Regions from separate parts of the Homo sapiens genome. Here region 1 is linked to region 2. The links are chromatin contacts, found by Hi-C in ENCODE. All regions are on one chromosome and are shown on one strand. Each heading gives the region's core, a stretch centred on a gene start or an enhancer-like site at or near the end of the contact. The rest is flanking DNA. Distances are from core to core; before and after follow the strand shown.

Region 1 (6,181 bases), core at 486-2,985, 270 kb before region 2:
TAGCTGTGGTGATTGATAGAGCTCATAAAGCTCATTCTCCAGTGGCTTTTCTCCTAGTTAATATGCATGTGAAGTGTTTCCACAGGACAATCCCAAGTAATCCTCACAGCTGCCCTTGAGGCGAACAGTGCTAACCACGCTGTCACTGGTTATGATAAGCGAAGCACAAACAGTAACCAGGCACATCAACTTCCACACGTTTGCCCAGCCAGGGAGAGCACTGGGTTTTAGTTCTGCTTTTTTATTCATGAGCTGAGAGTTCTGGGCGAGTTTCCTAACTTCTTTGCCTCTGTTTCCCTATCTACATAATGGGGGCGGGACTGTAGTCCTTAACTGACAGGGTTGCCTGGAGGAAGGTGATCAGTAATGTGTCCTTCTCATCCAAGTACCCGGATTCTGGTGTGTGCACCGCAGGCTCTTCTGGCAGTATCTGCTGCCACCGGAAGAAATCTGGGGGCTCTGGCAGTAGGAAGTACTCTCAAGGCTAGGGTCCAGCCTAGGGTTGTTGCCCTTCTCTGAGGCACCCACAGACTTCTGAGCAGGCACAGTCCTAACCTCCCCATTGGGGCCAGCTTTCAGAGTACAGCTTTGCCTAGAGCAAAGTGAGTGTGGGGCGGGGCGGGGGTCACGCAGTGGCTCAGCTGTGACCAAAAAACGTCAGACTCTTCACTCTTAGATGTTTATAGAAAACTGTAATCTCAGAATGAAAAGGCAAATGTTGAAACTTCTTTCAAGATGACTTCTTTATTTTTGGGTTTTGTTTGTTTGTTTTGGGAGAGTCTCTCTCTGTCGCCCAGGCTGGAGTGCAGTGGTGTGATCTCGGCTCACTGCAGCCTCCACCTCCCCAGTAGCTAGGACTGCAGATGCGTACCACCACACCCAGCTAATTTTTGTATTTTAGTAGAGATGGGGTTTCACCATGTTGGCCGGGCTGGCCTCCATCGAACTCCTGGCTTCAAGAGATCCGCCCACCTTGGGCTCCCAAAGTGCTGGGATTATAAGCGCCCGGCCTCCTTCACAATGTTGGAGTGGAGTGCAGCTGCAAAGGCTTTGCCTTGACACTGTGCTCACTGGTGTGGCAGAGATCAGACTCGCATCACAAAGCCCAGCTCTGTCACCCGACGGTTGATGTAACTATTAGAAGAGGTGGGGAGATATTTATGCCCCTTTTCTGGGCCATAAAATGGGAACTTCTCAAGGCAGGCATAGAGATTAAATGAGAACAAGGCCTGGCCCAGCATAGTTGCCCAATATGTATGTTTTCTCCTTCCCTTCCTTCTGCCAGCAAGTCTAACTGCATGCTCAGCCTAAGCTGAGCTTATCTGTGGCTTCCATCAGGGCCTTGCCCTTCCTCCCCCATGGTTTTGCCCAGGGCCACCTGTACTGGAGAGGGAAAGGCCAGGCATTTCTCCAGTAATTACCAGCTTCTCATGGCTGAGCCCTTCAGGCCATTAAAATGACAACCTACTCTTGCTGAACCTAATTCTTTGCTGAATCCTTTGCCCTGACATGAGAGATGTGTTACCAGATTAAGTAGGAAGGTAAGTACCATAAGGTAAGTATCAAAAAGGAAATGAATTCTCAACTGAGCAAGGAACAGAGCAGGCTGCTGAAGCCAGCCAAGTCTGTCCTGGAGCCTGCACGCAGGGCTCTTGCATCAGTCAGAGATCAGGTACCCTCTAGGCACGGCCAGAGCCCGCAGCTGGCTGGAATGACTAATGCTCCTTTTTGTTTGTTTGTTTTTTGAAGGATCAGAACATCTTGGGACCTGGCCCTCACACTCTCCCTGCATTCCTACCGCAAGGACAGCCTCTGGCTGCTCTACTGGGTTTATTCCACCATACTATAAGCCCCCTGAGGTCGGAAGCCTTGCTTCCTCGACCACCCAACCCTAACGTGATGCCTGGCACATAGTAGGTTCTTGGTAAGTTATTTGCTGAATGACTAAGGAGGACTAAATCATGGGCAGTAACTAGTTTCCAGTTAGCATGGAGTTGGGGGCTGTTTCTGGTTAATAGAGAAGTCTCAGCACTGAGCTCAGGGACTGCCTAGAACTCAGAAGAAAATCCTAATTTCAGCTCTTCTTTCTGTCTGCTCCTGGTCCTGCCCCAGGGAGGGCAGAGACATACAGAAATATGGAGGAGTGAAAATGGCACCGAATCAGGCATCCAGAGCTTTGAGTTCTAGGCTCAGGTCCATGCTCAGTGACTTAAGTTCTATGTGCCTTTATTGCCTTATCTCCAAAAAGTGCGGTGGCTCACGCCTGTAATCCCAGCACTTTGGGAGGCCGAGGTGGGCAGATTGCTTGAGCCCAGGAGTTGGAGACCAGGCTGGGCAACAAGGTAAAACCCCATCTCTACAAAAATAAAAAACTAGCCGGGCATGCTGGTACGTGCCCATCATCCCAGCTACTCGGGAGGCTGAAGTGGCAGAATCTTTTTGAGCCCGGGAGGTCAAGGCTGCAGTGAGCTATGATCACGCCACTGCACTCCAGCCTGGGCAACAGAGTAAGACCCTGTCTCAAAAAAAGAAACAACTCTGCACGAACTTCCCACACGCTAGGTGCGGTGGATATAGGGGTACAGCGCTGAGTAAAGTGGATTATAGGGGCATGGTGCTGAGTCACGTGGATATAGGGGTGAGGAGCTGAGTCACATGGATATGGGGTAAGGCTCTGAGTCATGTAGATATAGGGGTACAGCGCTGAGTAATGTGGATTATAGGGGTACGGCACTGAGTAAAGTGGATTATAGGGGTACGGAGCTGAGTTGCGTGAATGTAGGGGTACAGCGCTGAGTTGTGGATATAGGGGCACAGAGCCGAGTCGTGGATATCGGGGTATGGAGCCGAGTCGTGGATACAGGGGTACGGCGCTGAGTCATGTGGATACAGGGGTACGGAGCTGAGTCATGTGGATTATAGGGGTACGGAGCTGGGTCGTGGATATAGGGGTACGGAGCTGAGTCATGTGGATTATAGGGGTACGGAGCTGAGTCATGTGGATATAGGGGTACGGAGCTGAGTCGTGGATATAGGGGTACGGCGCTGAGTCATGTGGATTATAGGGGTACAGAGCTGAGTCATGTGGATATAGGGGTACGGCGCTGAGTCATGTGGATATAGGGGTACGGCGCTGAGTCATGTGGATATAGGGGTACGGACAGTCGTGGATTATAGGGGTACAGAGCTCAGTCATGTGGATATAGGGGTACATAGCTGAGTCATGTGGATATAGGGGTACGGAGCTGAGTCATGTGAATATAGGGGTACGGAGCTGAGTTGTGGATATAGGGATATGGAGCTGAGTCGTGGATATAGGGGTACGGAGCTGAGTCATGTGGATATAGGGGTATGGAGCTGAATCACACTGGGGCTCTGTCCTCAGAGTGTCTGAGGTCCAGTGCAAGAGGTTGATAGGAAGTTCATGGTAAGAGCCCACTGTGATATGAGCACAGCCATGGAGCAGGGAAAGTGCGTCTATAGCTCACTGCTGGCCCAACAGTTAATGAAGGCTCCCAAGAGGGGCCTGATTGAGCTGAATATTGAAGCAATACGGGGTGGATTAATTCAACGGAGGAAGAAGCGTCATTCCAGGCAAAAGAAACAGCTTGTGTGAAGGCACTGCAGACATAACGCAGTGAGAGGGAGGCTGGACAGGAGGTGCACATGGGAGGAGATGGGAAAGGTACAGGCCTAAGAGGAGAGAGGCCACAGAAGGGCCTCGTGTGGCACGCAGCAGAGGAGCTGGCACTCAGTCCTTATAGATCAGGGGAGCCCCTGAGGAGGCTTAAATGGGGGATGCCTTGATCATCTTTAAGAAAGAGCTTGGCCAGGTGCGGTGGCTCACGCATGCAATCCTGGCACTTTGGGAGGACGAGGTGGGTGGATCACAAGGTCAGGATTTCGAGACCAGCCTGACCAACATAGTGAAACCCCATCTCTACTAAGAGTACAAAAATTAGCTGGGTGTAGTGGCACGTGCCTGTAATCCCCAGCTACTTGGGAGGCTGAGGCAGGAGAATCGCTTGAACCCAGGGAGTGGAGGTTGCAGTGAGCCAAGATTGTGCCACCGAGGTTGCAGTGAGCCGAGATCGCGCCACTGTACTCCAGCCTGGGCAAAAGAGCAAGACTCCATCTCAAAAAAAAAAAAAGAAAGAAAGAAAGAAAGAAAGACGGCTCCCAGCAGTGTGGAGGAGGGATTGGAGGGAGGGAGTACAGTTAGGATCCTTCAGTAATCCAAGTGAGAAATGACAGCCTAGGCCAGAGGAAGAGTACTAGGGACAGATAAGAGGGAAGGAAAGGGAGAGAATGAGGGAGGCAGAGGTCCCAGGACCTGCAGGCGGGTTAGGAGGAGGGAAGGGAGGATGGAGTGTGGACGGCTGCTCGGATGCTGACTCTGCGTGTAGCTGGTGGTGCCATTCCCTTGGAGAACTAGAAGCAGCATGGGAGGGGAAGGTGAAATGCTCTGCAAAGCTGCCTGGAGTAGACGTGCAGGTTTGACGGTCTAAGTAACTGTCGGATTTGGAGTGAGAGGAGCCAATGGGAAGGGGTTTGTGGAGGCAAAACGGGGTTCTCAAGGCAATTAAGAAGGAATGGGCAGAGGCAAAAAGGGAAGCAGGATAAAGCCCAGCGAGGGTTTCATGGAGGACCCCACGGTCCACAGTATCCAGAGTGACAAAGCCTAGGTAAGAACTGGATGTGACCACGGAATGTGCCAATGCAGAATTTCTCCTGATTTTTAGAGCAAATGGAGCTGAAAAGCAAAGCTAGTGAGTATAAGCCAAAACTGGAGTTGAGGGAATGTTTATGATGTGAGAGAAGTGAGCTGTTTGATGCATACCTGGGGGAAGATCCAGGAGACGGGGAGAGGTTAAAGGTACAAGAGGGGCAGGTGAGGAGGATGGCGGGGGCAGGCAAAAGGAGCCATGAGCCAGAGCCCAAGTGTAAGGAACAGCTGTGGCCATAGGGGCAATAAGCCCGGGTCTGCCAGTGAGGGGACAGGGGCAGTGAGCACGGGTCTGCCAGTGAGGGGACAGGGGCAGTGAGCACGGGTCTGCCAGTGAAGGGGACAGGGGCAGTGAGTACGGGTCTGCCAGTGAAGGGGAGGCAGCCTCCATTTTCTAGTCTGTGAATCTGGAAAGCGATTTAGTGAAATGAATGATGGAGAAAAAGGAGACAGTGACAGAGAGGGAGGAAGCTGGTGGATGTTGAGGGTGAGACTGAGCGGCAAAGGGAGCTGGGTGGAAGCTCTGATGAGGCGATGCACAGAGGCCGTGGCGCTGTCTGTGGTAGTGCTGGTCCCACTTCTCTGTCTGAAGTAGGAACACTCCTTGCCCCCATCTACCTTCACAAGTAGTCAAGAGGTAACAGGTATGACATTGCCAGATGACGCTGGACATACAAACCACTGGACAAGCAGCAAGCCCAGCCACCTTAAGTTTGAAGCCTTGCCCAAGCTTTAATGTCATGCTAACCAGTTACCTTGTTAGAGCTGGGAAGCCACCTTTTGCTCAAAATGCAGACTTCTGCCTTTGAAAACACACCACACCTGATTTTAAGTGCTTAAAGGACAGAAAATGTCGTTGCTTTAAATTGTTGCTTTGTTCAGAGACATCTGGATTTGCTGTATCCATACAAGCAAAAGCTTTTCCAATTCCAGAATCAACCCACACTAATTTGTTATTGCCTCGTACTGTATTGGCCCAGCTGTAATCAACTCAGCAGGCTTTTGGTTGTAAATTCAAGTGGAAATTGAGTTGGTCTTATTTGTGCCCGTTGATATCTGAGGGCTGTGAGGAAGATGGCCAGTAGGTCAAAGGGAATAGTGTTGAAAAGCTGACCAGTACTGGGCAGGTGGCCGGCTGTCCCTCAGGCACCACAACGCCGAGCCACGGTAAGGGGCATGAGCCACATTTGCAGAATATAGCCAGAGTCCTTCCAGACCCTCCTGATTCGCGCCAGGAGGCATCCCAGGGCACACAAGTGTCAAGGGCCTACTCAGGTGCTTGGCAGAGCTCTCTGTGTGTTATTAACAGAAGAGGCTACGGCTTAGAGTGGAAAGGAGCATGTGATGGCTAGCGGTGGGCAGCCTGTGTACTCTGCCAAGTTTGGGTGGTCCAGGTCCCCACGATTTCTGTGTGGAGGGTTGTCCGGCATCTGGCCACTAGGGGGGCCGGTGGTT
Region 2 (6,608 bases), core at 1,296-3,795:
CAACACAGGCCAGCCCCTGCCATCTCCCTCAGGGCCTTGGCCTTCTGCCCTCTTCCCCAACCAAGACCTATCATTTAGATTTTATAAGACTGGAACTTCCTCTTCTGCCCCCCCTTCTTTCTCCAGACACACCTGCTTTTGCACTTTCTGCCCCCTTCCCTTCCAAGTGAGCAGAAAAGGGTCCCTCCTCTGTATTCAGCCTCACCACCCAGCCCAGAGGCTGCCCAGCAGAAGCCACCTCCATTCTCCTACCCCTACATCTGTCCCCCTCTTCTGCCTCCTCCTGGCCCAGGTTCCCCAGCAGCTCTGCCCCTCTCCCCTCACTGCAACCCTTCCAGAAAGACCAGTCCACACTTCCCTCTGCAATTGGCCTCCACCCCAACCACTTCTCCTAGGTGCCCTTGCCAAGGTCACTGGCAGTGTCCTGGTTGCCAAGTCTTAAGCAGACACTTGGGCCCCATATCCTGCTTGGCCTGACAGCTTCTCACATTGTTGTCCAAGCCTTCCTTGTCGAAAGATTTCCTTCCAGCAGCTCCTAGGACACACCCTTTCCTGACTTCCCAGCCTGTCTGGCGTGCAAGGAAAAGACAGGTTTCAATTGCAGCTCTGCCACAGTTCACTGTGTGTCCTTGGGGGAAGTGGCTTAACTCTCCAAGCCTCCTCTGTGAGTCAAGGATAATAACAACTTCTTTTTTTTTTTTTTTTTAAATAGAGACAGAGTTTCACTATGTGGACCAGGCTGTTCTCAAACTCCTGGGCTCAAATGATACGCTCCACCTCAGCCTTCCAAAGGGCTGGGATTACCGGCATGAGCTACTGCACCCGGACAATAATAGCTTTTAGTAGGGTTGAGGAAAGACCTGTAAACAGCACCTGGCATACAGTCGAGCTCTGCCCCTCAATCTATCCACCCTCTCAATGGTGGAGTCCACTAGTTGTTCCGGATATCTGTTCTCCCGGTAGCAATTCAGTCCTTGGTTCTTGGTTGGGCATGTGGCTGCCCAGAATGGAAGCTGCATTTCCCAGCTTTCTCTTGCAGCTGGGTCTGGTCATGTTAAGTAAGCTCAAGCGGTGTATGTGAAAGTGCCACGTGGCAACTTCTGGGAACTTTCCTGAAAAGAGAGCTGGTGCAGACCCTCTGCCCTCTTCTTCATCCTTTTCTCCACTCCACTGCCTGGAATGCGTTATGTGATTGCTGGAGCTCTAGCTGGTATCCTGAACCATGAGGTCAAAAGCCACACTCAAGTTGCTGGAATTATTCATTCAACAACATCCACTGAGCACCTGTGCCATGCGACAGGCTGTGTGCTGGACGAATCAGGCACAGTGCTTGCCATCCAGGAGCTCCCAGTCCCAATGAGGAACCAGCAGGTAAACAGATGCCAGGTACAAGGAAGTACCTGGGTGGGGCCACTAACCCATGCTGGAAGTGGGGAGGTCATGGAGAAGGTTTCCAGGCAGAAGTAGGATTGAATTGAACCCTGAAAGACGAGTAGGCGTTAAACAGGCAGGTGGCTGGGAGTAAGGCTATACAGGGCTTGATTAGACCTATTCTCACGGTGAGCCATAGAAAATGCCTCTCGGTGGACTTGTGTTCCTGAAAACTTGCTCTGGGTGCCAGGGAGAGAAAGGCTAGTAGGAGGTGAGACTGGATGGGGCTGGAGGCCAGGGAGGAGGCTGCTGCAGCAATCAGGGACAAGATGGTGGTAGCCTGAGCTAAGGGAGGGGAAGTGGGGTGGAGAGGAGTGGGCCGATTCCAGGGATAGTTAAGAGGCAGTATGGCAGGGCCTGGAGATGGACTGGTTGGAGCAGGAAACAGGGAGGCAGCAGGTGACTCCCAGGCTCCTGGCTCCACTTCGAGACAGGGACGCAGGAGGTTAGATTTGGGGGAAGGATATGGGGCAAGTGGTGGTGCCAGAGGATTCACACGCGGAGGCGTTAGGGGAAGAGGTGGCGGCAGAGTCCCCAGGAACAGCCACAGCGAAGGTCACCTCACTGTCCTGCTGAGTTCCCTCTACTCCCTCGGCCCTCGCTAGGCCATTCCTGTCGCCGGCTCACCGAGCAAGCACTTCACTCTGTGCTAAGCCACCTCTCGGCCTCTCTGCCCCCGCCCCGCAGAAGCTACACTCCTGGGCCTGCCATTCAAGGCCTTCCTCCCCGGGCCTCGCCCCTCCCTCGCACGCACCGCGCCTCGCCCGGGAGGGAGGGGCGCTCTGGCTCCTGCAGGCCGGGATGGGGGCGCAAAGGGTTTGGCGGGGAAGCACGGTCCCCTGCAGGCCCAGGAGAAGGGCCCACGCCGCGGCCGGGAGGGACTTCGGGGACCCCAGGACGCCGGGGGCGTGGCGAGGTCGGCCCCGCCGCAGGGGAGGGAGGGCCCCTACCGCGCCGCCCACCGCGGTCCCTTAGTCCAGGAGGGGGCGGGAGTCCCGGGCTCCGATTGGGCGGCGCTGGCGGGGCCGTTCGCTCCGACCAATGAGCGCCGGCCGGGCGCGGCGGTGGGCGGGGCAGCGAGCGCTGCCCGGAGCCGCGGCGCCCGCGGGCTGAGCTCGGCGATCTGGGCCCCAGCGAGGCGGTGGGGCGGGGCGGGGCGGGGCGGGGCGCGCAGCAGGAGCGAGTGGGGCCGCCCGCCGGGCCGCGGACACTGTCGCCCGGCGCCCAGGTAGGGATCGGCGGGGCGGGGACGCGGGCGAGGAGCAGGAGGACGAACGCCTTAACACCTGCCCCGAGCCTGCAAGGGAGAGGCGGGGGGGGTCTGCCAGGCCGCGTCTACGAGGGAGCTGGGATCTGGTCAGGGCGGGGATCCTTCCCCTTCTGTCTGCGGGGCCGGGTCTGCGGGGTGCCTCGCGGAGTCTGCTCGGGTCTGCGCCGGCCGCCGGGACCGCATCGCCGCGGGTGCCCCGCCGTCTGCGTTCTTCCCCGCTTCTGTCTGCGGACCGCATCCATCCCCGGTGCACTGTCCCCCGCGCCCGGCTCCTGGTGGAGGCCACGTCTGTGCGGAGTGGGCCCGGCCCGGGGCACCCACGTGCGGTTCTCCGCGGAGCGCTCCTCCCACGGCCCGCCGGAGCGTCTTCCTGCAGGAGCCGGGGGCGGGGTGGGAGATGAATGGGGCGGCGGCGGCGCGCGGCTCAGGCTGCGCAGGGTCCTGCCTTGGCTGGGGCGAGAGGGGGCGGCAGAGGCGGGCGCTGCGGCTTCGGGGCCCGGGAGGCGCAGGGCTGGTGGCTGGGGGGGTGTCCACGTGCGCAGGGACCTGCGTGTGCTGTTTGGAGGCGGGTGTGCGTGTGTCACGTGGACGCGGGAGTGTGCCTGTGTCTGCGTGGGGGGTGCAGGACAGGATGGAGTGGTGTGTGAGGGCGGGTCACGCGGACACGGGCGTGTGCCTGTCAGGGGAGGGGGTGTGCTCAAGTCTTGGCGTTGCAGGGCTGTGCAGAGAAGGCTGTGTCACAGGCCACAGGACCGGGCCTTGGTGGTGTCCGCAGGGCGGGCACAGGAGTGTGGGAGGGGCACACAGCCTGTGCGCGCTGGAGGATCCCAGGGAAGTGGCGCTGGCCTCCCCAAGCCCTGCCCTCTTTCCTCCAGTACATACAAATTGACCCCCCACTGCGTCCCAGGCGCACACACTCTGGGGACCCTTCGCCTCTTCCTCGGTCTCCCACCGTCAGTCCTCACAGCAGCCATGGGAGTCGTTTTAAACCTCACCTAACCGAGGCACTCCCCTGCTCACAACCTCCCCCTGGCTTTGGGGGCCTCCTGGGCTCTGTCCACCAAGCTCTCCCCACCCCCAAACCAAGCCCGGAGTCCCAGCCAGGAAATGACTCTCCTATATGCACAGTGCAAACTTCCATCCTCGCCTCATCCTGAAATCCTGCTCAGTGCTCAGAAGAGAGCTCAGGTGCCACCTCCTCTAGGAAGCCATCCCTGAGGCCAGCACAATGAGTGAGGGGGCTTTCTCTCCAGATGTAACTCCTCTTGCTATCAGGTGCCTCTTATGTGGGGAAGACTCCACTCCAGCCACGTCAGCCTCCCTGCTGTTCTTCATACTGAGCAAGCACTGTCCCCTCATGGCGTTTGCACCTGCTGGTCCCTGCACCTGAAATGCTCTTCCCCAGATAACTACACTGCCTACTGCCCCTTCCTTCCTTCAGGTGTCTGCTCCAGTCCTGCTCCCAAAAGGCCTTCCTCAACTACACTGTATCAGCAGCATCTCCCAGCCCCTTTCTCTTGATCCTTCTTACTCGGCTGTATTTTTCTTCCTATATGTACCACTTGACATATCATATCTGAATCACTGGCTTTCTTGTTTGTTGCTTCTTGCCCCCACGAGAAATTAAACTGTATGAGAGCAGAGACTTGGTCTTTTTGGTTCACTGCTGTATCTCCCCACACAGGCTTGCACAGAGTCTGGCAGACAGCAGGTGCTCCGTGACTATTTGTGCTTGCATCCCAGGCGTCCATGTCCCTGGCTGCTCCCTAGCCTGTGACCCCCCCCCCAACCTTGCCCCCAGTCTGAGGCCACTTCTGCTCCTCTATCCATGACATTCCGAGTTCCTGGAAGGCCAGGTCTGGGAGAACTATAACCACATTTGCATGTTGGAAATCCCTCCAGCAGCTGGTGTGGAGGATGGGGTAGGGTGGGGTGGAGGTGTTAGCCTGGAGTCAGGGAAGACCCACATAGTGGGAAACGAAGCAGTGGGTAGAATCTGGACTTCTAAGGGGTTTGACTTGGTGAGCTCACCCAGCAGGTAGTGGGGAGATCAAGGAGGGCTCAGAAGAGGCGATGTCTGAGCTGTCCTCCAGGCAGCAGAGGAGAGGGAGGTGTGTTCCTGGCAGAAGGCACAGCTTGTACTGAGGCCTGGCAGCAGAACAGAGTATGCAATTTGGGAAGCTGTGGTGTGGCTGCAGTGGAGAGTAAGTGTGGGGTTGTGGGGAGCAAGGGTGGGCAACAGGGAAAGGACGAGTGACAAGGAGGGCTCCCGGATTGCTGACCTGGGTCAGGAAAGAATGGGGAGGGTGTGGTACCCGTCTCGCAATGGAGACAGAGGAGGACGAGCAGGTTTGGGGAAGATGCTGAGTTGAATCTGGGGCCTGTTGGATCTGAGCTGCTCGGGAACATGGACGGGGAGGTGGCAGCTAGCTGGAAAGAGTGGGGCTGGAGGCACAGACCTGGTGTGGAGGATGAGGAGGGGCAGAGGATGAGGCCTGGAGACCATCAGCCTCCGTGGGTGGGCCAGGACGATGCGCTGGGGGTAGCTGTGCTGAGTCAGGCAACAGCCCGTATTGGTGCTTGGGGGCTCCCCAGGGATGGTGGGAGCGGGCGTCCTCACAGCAGGAGTCGTCAAGCATGACTTGGCACCAGACGCCTGGGCCTCCCTCAAGGGGACTGAGTCATCCCGGGTGGGGGCGGGAGCTGCGGAGGGCACCCGTTGCCAGGGCCATCCAGATACTCGCCAGGATCATAAACACAGCTCCAGTGAGGCGGCCCAGGCATGGGAGGACCACCTTCTGTGTCTGGCCTGGGTGGCCGCCACCTCTGCGGCTTTCCCTTCTGTTCGGTCCTCTGCTGGTCACGGCTGTCCATCCCCTCGCCTGGATGTAGCTGGTCCCCTGCCTCGGCTTGGCACTGGGGTTCACAGCGGCCTTCCAGCGCTCAGAATGAGGCCTGACCAGGGCCTGACCAGCTCCCAGGTGGAGCTACTTGAACCCGCGTGGATGGCAGCAGGGTCTGCCTGCTCTGGGGCTCCTTTGAGGGATGCAGCTGGATGGGGCATGTCCTGTGGAAGAAGCCAGGCCAAGTGGGCGTCTGGAGCCGGGGGCCCACATTCCTTGGGAGTGGCCAGACGCTTGGGGGGTGGGGCACAGCCTGGGAGGAAAAACCTGGGTGGGGGATATGTGCCAGGCCATCTTGGAGCTGGGGGCAGAGGTGGGGTTGGACCTTGCACATCAAGGCTCTCTTGGACGCTTCTAGACACAGCCACATCCCAGCCCCACAGTGCTGTGGCACAAACTACTCCTGTGTCCACACCTCATTCTGTTCCTTCCATCGCCCTGGGAGTTGGCAGGACAGTGGCCTTCTGCTTGATGCACGTGTTAGGAAACAGAGGCTCCAAGAGGCTCGATGACTTGTCCGAGGCAGCAGATCCCCAGTCTGGGGGGACAGGATTGCAGTAGTTTTTCCCAATGAGGGAGGGCTTGAGTCTGGCTGTTCACGGCCGCAGGACTAAGCCAGTGCCCATGCCCACAGGAATCCTTCGCTGTACCATGGGCCTGGTTCCCGGCCTGTCTGTCCATCTTTCTGTTTGCCCACATGGCCCTAGTTATCCACCGAATTAAGTTTCTACAGAGTATCTACTAAGGCCTGAGCTTGGGAAGGGCCTTGAGACACCCCCTGTGTGAGCCTCCAGATGGGCCTGGGTTTCCGCCCGGGGCACAGAATCCAGCCCAGCAGGCAGTGCCAGGCTGGTGGGACCAGTGACTATGGGGAAAAGTCCAGATATGAGCTCTGGGATCAGGCTCCCAGGGCCCCCAGGGGCGCGGACCACCCCCCTACCCTGGGCATAGGTACACGGAGACCTGCAGGCACACAGGCGCATAAACACACCTGCGCACACACA

The links. Hi-C counts contacts between places; a loop is a spot of excess contacts on that map. Pooled maps may share reads with other maps.
Region 1: a loop to region 2 is called in a map of PC-9, with 2.7 times the contacts of the local background. The contact joins the enhancer-like site here to the promoter of CAMKK1 in region 2. A Hi-C loop is called at or near these places in 1 of 168 maps with a recorded cell type or tissue (PC-9) and 1 of 50 pooled maps.

Annotation. Positions count from the first base shown.
Region 1 is chr17:4,156,950-4,163,130 of GRCh38, reverse strand. CYB5D2 (cytochrome b5 domain containing 2) reads right to left here. Exons shown (of 4, transcript NM_144611.4): 4 at 5,434-6,181. The coding sequence ends at 6,049. Among named protein-coding and RNA genes, the nearest start is that of CYB5D2, 17 kb to the right of the region's middle. Within about 2 kb of position 1,735, at least 14 of the 41 ENCODE cell types and tissues checked have a DNase peak (open chromatin) inside an H3K27ac peak, as active enhancers do; they include PC-9, where a contact is called at or near this core.
Region 2 is chr17:3,888,990-3,895,597 of GRCh38, reverse strand. It overlaps CAMKK1 (calcium/calmodulin dependent protein kinase kinase 1), which reads left to right and starts at 2,545. Exons shown (of 16, transcript NM_032294.3): 1 at 2,545-2,659. RefSeq lists silencers at 2,099-2,638, 2,669-2,848, 2,989-3,238 and an enhancer at 6,484-6,608.